2 separate regions of the Mus musculus genome follow, and region 1 is linked to region 2. A link is a contact called in ENCODE Hi-C or POLR2A ChIA-PET data. All regions are on one chromosome and are shown on one strand. The core of a region is the stretch at or near the end of the contact, and the rest is flanking DNA. Distances in the headings are between cores, read along the strand shown.

Region 1 (6,804 bases), core at 2,722-5,221, 37 kb after region 2:
TGCTCATTCACTAGCCTGTGTTCCAGCCATATTGAGCACTAACTCCAGGACAATATCTAGCGCCAGAAGGTATATGGTAACATGTGGCATTAAGGAGTCCTACCTCAGTGGCAAAGAGAGAGAAGGTCATATTTTAATGTACACTAAGGTTTTGGCAAATGAAAACCATATATATTTTTATGTAACAACCATAAACATAAGTCCCATTACTATAATATCCACTCCGTCTTCTGCACCCTCCCCTTGCCCCTCCCTCTTGCTAGGCCCAGAGTTCAGGGCCTCACACATACTGGGCAAGCTCTCCTCACTGAGCCCAAATTAAAACCATTTATAGCTGCTTTGGGGAAGAATCTGGCACAACAGTGAAACCGTAAACCTGAGCACTTTACATCTATCTACCATTCTTCATGGAATGGCTGGTCAATGACAATGTAGAGCTACACAGCGACAGGCAGAGGGCAAGAAACCCACAAGCATTCCCCCTAATCTCAGCTTCCTCCTTCCACCCACATCCTCTAAACAAGCGCATACATGGGCTCCTCTCTAATAGCAAGCATGCGCATCCTTTCCCGGGGAAAGAATCCCACCAGGTGAGAAGGAGGGTCGGCATCTGCATTAGCCTGCCTGTGAAGTCAAAAAAGGAACCGGCGCCAGGAATGGATGGGCTCATTTCAGCTACTAACTACAATTAAGTTCCAGCTTACCTTAGCTAGCCTACAAGTTCTAAGTCAGGAAGGGGAGGAATCCTGCTAAAAAAAAAAAACAAGACCACCATCCTAAATAGGTGACCACACTGAGCTATTGCGCAGGAAACCAGAAATAGTCACTGTGGAAATGGATGCTTGACTTTAGAATTTAATTATGCTCATCTTATAAAAGAGCCATAGCTCTATTGTAGTCACTACCTGGCAGATGTCATAAATCAGAACCCTGTGGCTTGAAACCTAATGTGTCTCATTTGACCTTATGTAGCAATCTCGGGTCAGTTCTGTTTGGGGTTGACGGTGACAAAGTCAGCATGGTCTATGATGTATGACAAATTAAACAATCCTACTTCTTTTGTAGTCAGAATCACTATTAAAAACAATCACTGACTGCAGACCACATGCATGCATGCACTGTCATCGTTTTCTAGGCAAATGGTTAGCGATTTCTTATGGCTGAACAATGATATGGATATTTCACCATATAACAAACTATACCTAAAAAGGACTAAGAAAAGGAAATAAAGCCAATATGTATATTTCAAAGGCTCTCTTAGACTGGGTCATGGAATACATGGTGATGTTGGGTCGTTTGTTTATCCTTTGACCACTCAATGAAGAAAAGTAGGTAAGAAGGGACAAACAGAAATCGGAACTGATCCTCACCATGTTATAGATGATGTATCAGATAGTGTTATTCTGTCTCATTTGATCTCCACAATTATACAACTCTATGCAGGTGAGGATGCAGGAATTTAAGTGAATTACTGGTTGCCAAGGAAAAGAGAGGGCCAGGCTCACAACTGTCCAACTCCAACGCTTACCATGTTTTTAGGATGTTATACTACAAATCTGTAGCCACTTCTCCTCTTCTTCCTTTCTACCTATAACACTATCATGTCAGTATGATCTGATCCCTAATAATGACAACACGTTGCAAACATTTATTGAGTCCTCATTGCATGCCACACAAGACACTGCGTCATCATTTCACCAAGTGGGGAAAAAACCCACAGACCACATCCCTTGCTTATAAACTATATGAACCCATAGAAAAATCTCATTGCATTGTCTCTCGGTCCTCAAAAACATCCTTCAGTCAGCAAACTGAGTTCACTGCCTCTGAGTGTGAGGGAAAACATAGAAGATGACTTTTTCAGTAGTGCTCTTTCTAATAAATATCCTGGGTTTGGTGCATACACAACAAAAATCACTTAAAAATGTCAATAATTTCTTTCACAATGTACCACAGTAAGATCTGCTCTTCTGAGTCCTCTTTCAATAAAGACATTATCAGCTTTCTTTACTGAGCTGTACTGTTTCCTAGAGAATGGACATAAAGGCCACATAATCATACCAGGCATTGGTGAGGAGCGTTAGACTCAGAAGGGAGCTCTCACACGACTAAAGCCGAGGAATCCAGGAAGCCCAATTAACTATAATATCTACTGCCAACACTGCAGTTAATCCAAACAGTACTGATTGGCCATCAAACCCTAAAATTATTTAAACATACAGGATTTTTATATTATTACCCTTGGTTTCTTACTGAGACTCAACTGCAATGAATTATTTAACACAAAACTGGAGGGGCTCCAACGGAATCATTAGCATTAGTAACTATCTAGCTAATGTGCTTTAGAACAGGCCCTAATGGACTCCAGAACCCGCCTGGGTGGTGTTTTGGGTCCAGCCCTGAAACATCCTTGTTAATAATGCACAGACTCCACACCTCACTCTCACACTCCTCTTGGCTTCAAACTTCACTTGAATGTAGGACTCCACACTCACAGGCCTAACTCAGAAAAATGAGTCTGTGTACATTCAACGCATGTAATAAGTAAAGGCACGACTAATATGACTTCTGCACATGATTTACAGTGTTCTCAGGAAAAGCAAAGTGTCAAACAAAATTGATAATAATAATAATAATAATAATAATAATAATAAGCTTGACTAAATATTTATCCATGTTTTCATAGTTCATTGTCCATACATGCAAACTGTCTTCAGACTGCAGACACTCACTGGCACATCAGGGCTTTAAGGAATTAGCTTATGATTAATTAATTAACTTTCACTAACATAACAGGTGAGCCAAAGGCCAGAAGGTATGCTGGGACACTCCCATGTGTTGGCTTGGGGCTTATAGGATTCCCTTGCTTTGCACAGTTACCTGTATCAAAGAAAGTTAAGGACCAAAGTTTAGGTAGCAGCTATGCCTCCAGGTTTACAGGCACTTTCTGCCACCAACACTCAAGATTCAACAAACCCATTCCACCGGACACAGCTGTCATCTTGCTGCAGCCTATAGCATGTATTCATTAAGTATCCTAAACATTCCTTGAGCGTTTTGTTTTGTTTTGTTTTGTTAATGCTGTGTGTTTATGCTCTGTTAAGTTGGTTGATTTTTTTTTTAAAGAAGACAATAGCCTCTGGACTGCACTAATGGAGCAAGTTCAGGAGACATATTCATAAATGTCTCCACAACTTCACAGCTCACCCTTCACCACAGCAGCTGGAAGGTTTCAAGACCTACAAACCGAACACCCAAACCTCCAATTATAGGACCCGGAGTACGGAACAAAAGGTCCCAAGGTATCTGTCCCACTTCCTCTAGGTTGAGTACATTAAACAACATCAGGCACATGTCAACGTTTCAACAATTCCCAAAGCTAAATTATTGGCTAAGCACTTAAAACCAACTCGCTTTAAGTAACCTAGGTGGCCACAGAAACCCGATGGCGGTGGGGACCGGGTGTTCCCTCTCCGGTTCACTGCGGGCGCCAAAGATACTATTGGCGGGGAGGAGGAACTCAAATTGGAGGCTTAAGACAGTCCACGAACGAAGCCCAGGTCCTGGGGGCAGAGGGATGGCCCTCCAGCTGGTCCCTGCCCTAGCCTGGAGTCCTCTCCTTCATCCCTGGTTCGCAGCTCACCCCGAGGTGGCAGCCGCCTGGTTGGTGCCCGGAGCACGGAGTGGGCGCGGGGACTGAGGGAGCGAGCCCCGGGATCGCCCGCAGGACACTGGGGACAGTCGACTACACTCACCGATGCGGCTGAAACTCTCGGACAAAGTTCTCCTCAACTTCTTCATCTTGCCGATCTTCTCGGCCGGCTGCGGTTCAATGAGGTCGCACATCTGGGCGGCGTAGGGCCCCGGCAACTTCGCGAAACTGGTCCAGCGCAGCGCAGCGCAGCGCAGACAACGGCGGGCGAGGGCGCGCGGCGCGGGGAAGGCGGCGCCTCGTCCTGCTCCTCCGCCTCCGCCTCCTCGCGGGCCGCGGGCGACGCGCAGCGCTCGCCAGGCTGCGGGGCTCGGGCCTGGGCCGAGGCTGGGCGCGCGGGGGCGTCTTACGTGGTGCCGGGGGCTGCCGCCATCCCCGCCGCCCGGGGGCCCCCGCGCTGCGCGGCCGCCCGCCGCATTTTCCCTCCTTTGTAAGCAAGAGCCGCGCGGCCGCGGCCGGAGATGGGGGTCCGCGGACGAGGAGGCGCAGGCGGCTGCGGACCGGGCGAGCGGGACAAGTTCCCCAGCCCGAGGGGCGGCGCTGCACGGAGACCTGCGACTGCCCTCGCCGGAGGCCTGGCGCCCGGGACCCCCGCGCGACCCCGCGCCGCGCTCCGGCTCCGAATCCGACTCCGACTCCCAGGCCTCCGCCGCCCTCCCGGACCCGCCGCGCCCGGGCGGCGCCCCCTCCCGGCCGCCCGCGCTCCGCCCGCCGCGGCCGCGCTCCTTCCGCGCGCTCCGGGACCGCAGCCCGCAGGCGGGCCAGTCCACCCGGTGCGGTCCGTGTTGGCCCACGACCCGGAAATGTTGGGGAGTGTCCGACGAGGTGCTCGAAGACCTTGGGGACGCATTCGGGTTTAGGATAGACTTTATGGCGTGGGGTGGTTGGTTTTAATTTGCAGGGAAAGTGGGTGCTCCAAAGGGCAGGAGAGGCCCCATTTTATTGGGGTACAGTGCAAAAGCTGAAAATGCTCCCCACCCCGGAACTTCTAGAAGTCAGGGCACCTGCGTTTTGCCTCAGCCCTGTCTCTGGGTGACAGGAATGTCACTGTGGGTGACTCCTCAGCAGGATACTCTGGTCATCGGTAAACTTACAACCTATTGTCACCTCCTTTCCCCACTTCAGTGAATGAACTTGAAAAGGATCTTAAGAGTGGCTTTTTTAAAAAGCCCCGGGACAAACAGTTCCGGCAGAAAACAGTCTTTTTTTTTTTCTAATAAATGAGGTGCTCCAAACGTCAGTCTCCCAGGGGAGGGTGAAGGAAGATGGGGGTTGGCCTGGTGTACTGATTATGGGCCAGCAAAGTCCTTATGAAAGAAACGTTAGTGATCTTGAGTCATCTGGCTGGGTAAGTAATAGGAGCTTTTGTGGGTGTGACAATGCTGTTTAGTTTAAAGGAAGTTTTGGGGAGTTTGTGTTTTGTCGAAAGATGTTTATCTTAAAACAAAAACTAGCCCCCTGCCTTCCTTAAATTGTGAGGTAGAACACTGATTTGTTCTGCCCTGTGCTGAGCACATTACAGGGTTTTGGTAGATTGCCACTGATAAAAAGCTGCTAGCTAGTCAAGCCAAGCCCCTAACAGGAGAGAGCCAGGAATCCATAGCAAAGTCAAGAGAGTTTAAACGCAGGGATGTTGGGTCCTGACAGCCATATCTCAGTAATTACAGAAAGCACCAACTGTGGCTTCATGCAGGAAAAAAAGTTTTATTGACATTTACCACTTGGTCAGACTAATTAGAAAATTAGCAGTTACAACTGAACTCACAGAGAGAGAAACAGAGACAGAGTGAGACACAGAGACACAGAGAGATAGAGACAAAGAGAAAAAAGAGACGGAGAGAGATCCAAACACTGATGCCTTCTTCCAGTCAACAAAGTTGAAAAAATAGCTAATGATAAAACCTTAGAGCGCTATGTATCTGCAGCTGTACTGCTGTCTCCTTTAGAAATGTCTGATCTGAGTACAGAGAGACACAGGCCCAGTGTCGTGGCTCAGTAGTGAGTGTTTGCAGCCGGCATGCTTTGTGTACGTGTGCTGTGCGTGTACCTGCACGTGCATGGGTGTGATAGCCTTTGTGTACATGTGCTGTGCGTGTACCTGCACGTGCATGGGTGTGATAGCCTTTGTGTACATGTGCTGTGTATGTGTACCTACACGTGCATGGGTGTGATAGCCTTTGTGTACATGTGCTGTGCGTGTACCTGCACGTGCATGGGTGTGATAGCCTTTGTGTACATGTGCTGTGTATGTGTACCTACACGTGCATGGGTGTGATAGCCTTTGTGTACATGTGCTGTGCGTGTACCTGCACGTGCATGGGTGTGATAGCCTTTGTGTACATGTGCTGTGCATGTACCTGCACGTGCATGGGTGTGATAGCCTTTGTGTACATGTGCTGTGTGTGTACCTGCATGTGCATGGGTGTGATAGCCTTTGTGTATGTGTGCTGTGCATGTACCTGCACGTGCATGGGTGTGACATCCTTTTTACCTTCCCAATATTTCTAATATTCTAAACTTTGAAAAGCCAGTTTACAATCTATGCATACAAAGCTATTGTTTGTGACCGTTTTTTAAAATAACATGAACTTGTGTCACTATATCTAGGGTTAGTAGGGGAAAACATTTAATATTAAGCTGTGGCAAAATATGCAAAATATATATATACATTTCTGAAATTTACGAAATTTCTGGAAACAAAAGGAGAAACTTAAGAGAATATTCTAGATGGGGCACAACTTTGTCCTTAGACGTTATACTTGAAAGTAGAATCTGAGTATTTTGCCCCCCAAATGCATTAATTTTATGTTGCAAAAATACTAACTTACAACATCATGGGTATTAATTTCCCTTTTCTGTCTCGACTCCAGACGTCCAGCCCTGTGCACTAAAGCAGAGCAGTACATCTGGCAGATGAGACCTGTGTCCAGTGACAAGCCAAGTGAACCCTGGCAACTGAATAGCCAGCTTTCTGCTCCATGTTTGTACGACACTGGCACGTTATGCAGGAAGCCTACAGAATAGAGAAGGAAATTAACTTCATGCTTTTGAGATATGTGTACTTCTGTTTAAGGGTTCAACGTGTGTGTGTG
Region 2 (6,047 bases), core at 913-3,412:
ACAAAGTTTCCAAAACACAGTACTACTACCACAGAGTAAAGCCACCCTGAGTGTATGGAGTGACTAAGAATCTATGGATATCAGGACCAAACTCACAAAACTAGGGACAAAGTAAAGATGATGATGATGATGAACCCTGGTGACAGTGACACTGAAAACAACCCAGGTAACTATCAATACAAAATGCTATAAACTGGAAAAAATTGTAAGCATACTGCTAACTTAAAAGGTAGATGACATCAGACTTTACAAGTTTGTAATGCAGTGTACTTATTTTATTTTATTAATGTACAGACATGAAATGTTGTTAGCTTTTGAACTGCCATGAAAGGTCACTTTAAAAAATAATAACTACTATTTACAATAACCATGGTAACAAAGCAGGGAAGAAATTATCTCTGAATTTTAAAAAGATATAAAACAAGAGTACTTTCAGCCCGGAGGAAAATCTCACTATATTATTCTTACTTTATTCTTTTGTAGCAGGTTTATGAAAACTTATGAGGGCCTAGAGCTTTGTTACCATGGCACCAGTGTGGACTGAGGACCAGGATAGCATCACCTGCGAGTTTGTGAAAAATGAAAAAGCTGAGCCTCCACCTCAAGCTCACTGCATGAAGCCTCACTGAGCAGACCCTCCAAAGAGTCATATTCACATAAGGCCTGAGATGCGCTGTCTACAAGAGATAGAACCTAGGGATCCTCCAATGGCTGAAATTCCCCCACAACCACCTACACTGACGTCTCAGTGACGGCCTTCAGCACTCATAATCATTTTCATAATTGAAGGACCTGGTAAAAACACAGTGTAACTTGAAACATGAAGCGTGGAGCTAGTATCAAAACCCAGCCCTGTCTCACTAAACTACATGACCTTGAAAAATAGTTGGGTAGAAAAATAAAACCAAGGACTAATCACAAACAAAAACCAATTCACAGTTTTCAACAGATGCCAGGGCTTCCAAGTGAGCAAATGCAGCAGGGAGCGTGCTAAGTGCTGGCTCTCGTCCTTCCTGCCAAGCTCACTGTAGACAGCACACTCTATCAGTCCAACAAGGCCAGCCTATCTCAGATGCCCTCACACGGGCTACATAGGAAGCCCTACACAGGGATCTTTTATCACGAGTTAAAAGTCTCTCTACATTTCTGTGGGCATTCGTGTTCACCCTCATGACTCTACCGCGAACCCTCTGATAGGAAAGTAACAAGAGTCTCGGCCTGGATTTATGTGGGCCAGGTGATAGCCACTAGCCACCTGCATGGTTGTAAGAACCAGACTTCCAGTAAATTTTTGAAAACAGAAATGAAATGAGAAAACATTCCAAAACTGATTCCTACCTTCATTTTCTGCCCTGATTACTCTGCTTTTGATATTTAGAGTTAGGGATAGACGGGGCTAAGCACATTGCTGAGATATGGGCATACGCGTGACATCAAGGCTGATCACAACCACTGGGGGTGAAGGCAAGATAAATTTATGTTTCCCTCTTTTAAAATTAGACTGATAGGAAGAAATGTCACTTACACTGTACTTCTAGTTGACAGTGATGGCCTGGGAGCGCATTAGAATTATCTCAACACTTATTTTAATAAGTGCTAAGTGACACAGCCTTTGAGAAACGTTGGGGGGTGGGGGTTATCCCTAAATCCCTGAATTCATTCCCAAAGGAGAAAGCCTTTATTAAAAACGATGCCAAGAGAGGGGGGCTAACAAGGCCCAAGTGCACTCACAGGGATGCCCAGTTCTCTCACAGTCTAGGAATGTAGGCTTGGAAAAGATAAACAAATTCCACGGACAATAGTCAATCATTCCCGGCCTTTCAGTGGATACACTTTCCCCTCTCAGAATACAATAAAAAAAAGTCAGTAACTGAGGCTCAGATCCTGGGCGCAGCTCCAGGTGGGAAACACAGGCAGAGATCAAAATCAATGGTATTTGTTTGTACAAGTGGGACGGTAGCTTACAAGCAACTCACAGTGTTTCGTGGTACCCCCTGCCATACACACCCCAAAAAAGGGATTTCCTAAAATTGAAAAGTAGACTCGGGAACCATGCTTAACTGTAAGACTTCTGCGTTCCAGATTGAAAGCAGCGCTCCCAACGGTTAGAAAGTGCTGGATCTGAGTCAGTTTGAAAGGCTTCCATCAGAAGCCAGCAAAGTAGCTGGAGCCATCTTCCTCTCATTCCTGGCCTGGGAACAATTCTGTCACTCAGGAAATCTGGAGCCATGCCAACACACTGCTTCAGCAGCCTGCTGGGGGATGGGTGAGGAGAGGGGAAATGTCTGGGCAGCTGGCTTTTGTCACAAAGCCTTCTCTCTTATAGAGGCTTGTAATGAATTTCCGAGACTTAAGACATTGTTGTAAGTGATTAACAGGACAAAAATATCCAAGGTGTAAAAGGCCAGTTGGTATATGAATTAAATCTTTTGCAAATAGTAAAATATGATAGTCTAGTCATTTTTCAATTATTTTCTTTAGACTAGCCTCAAATGTCTATACGGAAGAAGAAAAAAGCTAAGACACTGAGGCCTTAATTTACACACCAGGTATTTTATATTAATACATACACTAGATATTTCCCTCACTCTTGAGGAGCTTTGGAGCCTGGCGGCCCCAGGCAGGTCACACATACCACCCTGGCTCAAGGTACTGGGAGGCCTGGCAGCTACCACACAGGAGGACACACTGGGGCTCAGGGTGACTCAGCTACTGTGTTGTAGTCACAGAGTGAGGAGCCTGATCACAGGCCTGAATCCACAGCTGCTGCAAAGCCTCCTCCCTAAGGGCTGCTTGTGACGACCAAACTTTGTCCTACTTTGGAACTCTGTCAGGTTGTTTCCTCTTAGCCAAAAGGCCAACACTCCCTCCACTGCTTGAACTGTTAGAGCTTTAAACAGCTCAAAGATTAGGAAATACAGTTTACAACAATGGAAACCTAAGAACTTGGAGTCATGAGTCCAGAACACAGGGCAGAGTAAATGCCCTTGTCTAGATGGATTGTAAGGGTCCATGCTTTGCTGGGGAATGATACCCCAGACTCAAATAAAGGATTTCCTGCACGCAGGGGGTCTCCCCATTTACCAATGGAGACTCTCTGGGTGTATGCTTTGCAGGGTCAGTTTAAAGCCTGTCAGCGTAGGAGTGGGTGACTTTTGCTTCTCTTTCCCTTGAGTGGTTGGCTCTGTCTTCAGGGCTGTGGAGCCTTTGTGATTGGTTAGGACTCTGGGGACTTTCCAGGGTAGCAAGGAATCCTTGGTTTGGCTGCCCACAGTAGTGGTTGGCTGACCACAGGTTCCTGGATCCAGGTTCTCATATCCAGGAAACAGAAAACTTAGGCCTAGTCTCCCAGACTACCAGTTTGCAGCCTCTCATGGAGTCAGCCTGGCTCTGGCTAACTCAGTCCTTTCAGGGTAAATTGCTCAGCTTATCACTGACTTTATAATATCAAGGGGAAAAACTATCATTTTTAAAAAACATGTTACTGAGCTTTTTGGGATAAAAAAAAATCCAAAAAGTACGTAGACTTTCAAAAGAACCCTCCATGTGCCTGCCCAGCTGCTCAGAGCTGCAATGCTCCGCTGAGTCTGGAACACTCCAAGTCCAGATATGAAGCATCTTTAGCCCTCTCAGCCTCTCGGAGCCTTGTATTACAGTCCTCTGTCCCTAACCTAAGGGCTTTGCAAGCATCACACAGAAAGTTCCAACTTACAGCAGAGCACTAGTTTCCCTTTGGAACATACTATTTTGGCCGACCATTAGTTTCCACCAACCCCAAAGCTAATAGGATCTGAGGCAAATGGTAGTGATTTCTCCATCTTGGTGTAACCTGTCTCTCTGATGTTCCACTACTGTATTTGATATCTGTATCAGTGTCCTGATAGCTGGCATTCTTTGTACTATTTTGTTTTATTTTGGTTTGGTTTCTATACTGGACAGTCACTCAGACACTCATATTTGGCTCCAGAATGTTCTCTTAGTCTCACTGAGATACGAGTTACATTATGTCAATAATAATGGCACCCAATGTGGGGCTAGGAGAATAACTCACTTTTCACTAGAGAAGCCTCCTTCATGCAAGTAAGGAACAGGCACGGAGCCACCAGGCACAATCCTTATCTCCCTGGGGCGTGGCTGATGACGAATTTGTTTAGCCCAGTATGGTTGTTTAAGGATGCTATTTGGTAGATGCTGTTTAGGGCTTACTTTCTCTCCAGAGTGTTTGATTTAAGGTGTCTATTTTGCTTGTGTGGCTTCGGGAACATTTTGGTCTAGACATCTGGCTTGATTTTCTACTTGTTTTCATACCTCTGAAGGCATTTTGGATTCTGGTTGTTTGGGTTTGTCTTCAGCTTTTGCTCATCTGAAAACTATTGAAAGCATTTTGGGCTTTGCTTTGTTTTGTCTCTGTTTTGTTTGCCTTCAAAACATTTTGATTTATTTACATCTGGCCTTTGTCTGCTGACACTCTTCCCCAAATACATAATCCTGCATTTCTTTTTTTATAAATAAGATAAATAATTTAACATAAAGTCCATGCTATGTTAAAACGTTCCATCTGTGAAGGCCACTTCCCCTTGGGAATATACGCTCATACCTGCATGTGTCCTCTTTTTCCTTAACCCTCGGGCTTAAGCCTACATTAAAATATCTTCATTATAAAAGCCAGTTCTAAAATTCCTTCAATTGAAGCCACAAATTCCAATCCCTGTTTGGCCTGAGTCAAGGCCCCAACAGTTTAGGGGGGGCTCCTCAGGCTGCTAAGGATCACCACGTGAAGCTGTGTGTATGTTTCTTTACTACTAACTTTCCTGAAGCATGGTGATAAGATCAGTGTCCCAGTCTGTCACTTGGCTGATCTACCCTAAGGATGGTTTGCAGGTAACAGTGCTTCTTTGGTTCATTTTTCTGGCCAGACCCATTTGGTGTTTGTTAAGTTTGACTGGCACCAAAAACAAAATTCCCCAGGACTCATCCAAGGTCAGATGGAACGGTAGTACAGTGGCTTTTCTGGGGGACATTAAGAGACCCGATCCCTCACATGTCCTAAACCAATCTCTGGCCCCCAAGATAAAGTGGAGAACGACTTCCCCAAAGGAATGACCCTGATGCTCTCTGCTTCTTTGTCTTCCAGCCAATGACCTGCTTTCTGTGAAGCTAAGAGCTTAAACAAGGGGGAATCCAGCAAGTTTCCTTCCCTGGGATCCTCTGAAGAAGGGCTGATGGGTATCAGTTTTAAGGTCAAAACAGATAAACCTAAACTCCATATGTTCTCACCTTATAAGATGTTTTAAAAAAAAAAAAAAACTATGGTGTACATCTACGTCTTTAAACCTTACACTAAATAGATGTCTAGGGGGAAAGTATCCACCTGAGGATTAGTGCTGAGCACGTGCTGAGTAAATAGGCCATACGGAAGAGACCTACTATGTGTATTCCAAGATAAGAGACAGCCGCATTGCCATATCCAGGAAGGGAACCATATTCCAGATTAACAAGGAACCACTGATGCCTGATCCAAAAACTCTATACTTCTTTTCCTTCTTTGCATATTCTTCTAGATACAAAAGCAAGCACGGGATATAATTTTGTCTCCTTATAAATTAAAAGCGTTCATAAGAAAGAAGACTTTGGCTTAAAGTAAAATTGAAAGAAAGATTTACTCATCAGAGGTCTAACCTGTTCAGCTATAAAGGGACAAGGTGTTACATAAACTCTACATGATCTTCATAATTTGATCTTTGATGCTTCCAGTCTTTGTTGTTGTTTTGTTGGGTTTTGTCTGGGTTGTTTGTTTGTTCACTTCTCTTATTTCGTCTGGTTTGGCTTTGAGTTTTGGGGTTTTTTGTTCGTTGGTTAGATGGTTGGTCTTTCGGCTTTTTTGAGACAGGATTTCTCTGTGTATCCCTGGCTGTCTTAGAACTCACTTTGTAGACCACACTGTCATCAAAATCAGAGATCTGCCCTCCTCTGCCTCCCAAGTGCTAGGATTAAAGACTTGTGCCACCATGCCAAGCATTACTAAGGTTTTTCTCACAACATAAGAA

Evidence for each region. Hi-C counts contacts between places; a loop is a spot of excess contacts on that map. ChIA-PET counts read pairs that join two places held with the same protein, here RNA polymerase II (POLR2A).
Region 1: a loop to region 2 is called in a map of heart, with 6 times the contacts of the local background. The contact joins the promoter of Cdk14 here to the enhancer-like site in region 2. A Hi-C loop is called at or near these places in 5 of 37 maps with a recorded cell type or tissue (all heart). POLR2A ChIA-PET finds 5 or more read pairs at or near these places in 1 of 5 experiments (Patski).

The regions. Positions count from the first base shown.
Region 1 is chr5:5,376,280-5,383,083 of GRCm38, forward strand. It overlaps Cdk14 (cyclin-dependent kinase 14), which reads right to left and starts at 3,972. Exons shown (of 15, transcript NM_011074.3): 1 at 3,756-3,972. The coding sequence starts at 3,846.
Region 2 is chr5:5,340,734-5,346,780 of GRCm38, forward strand. All of the region lies in intron 2 of Cdk14 (cyclin-dependent kinase 14), which reads right to left. Among named protein-coding and RNA genes, the nearest start is that of Gm30151, 27 kb to the right of the region's middle. Within about 2 kb of position 2,163, at least 1 of the 3 ENCODE cell types and tissues checked has a DNase peak (open chromatin) inside an H3K27ac peak, as active enhancers do; it is heart, where a contact is called at or near this core.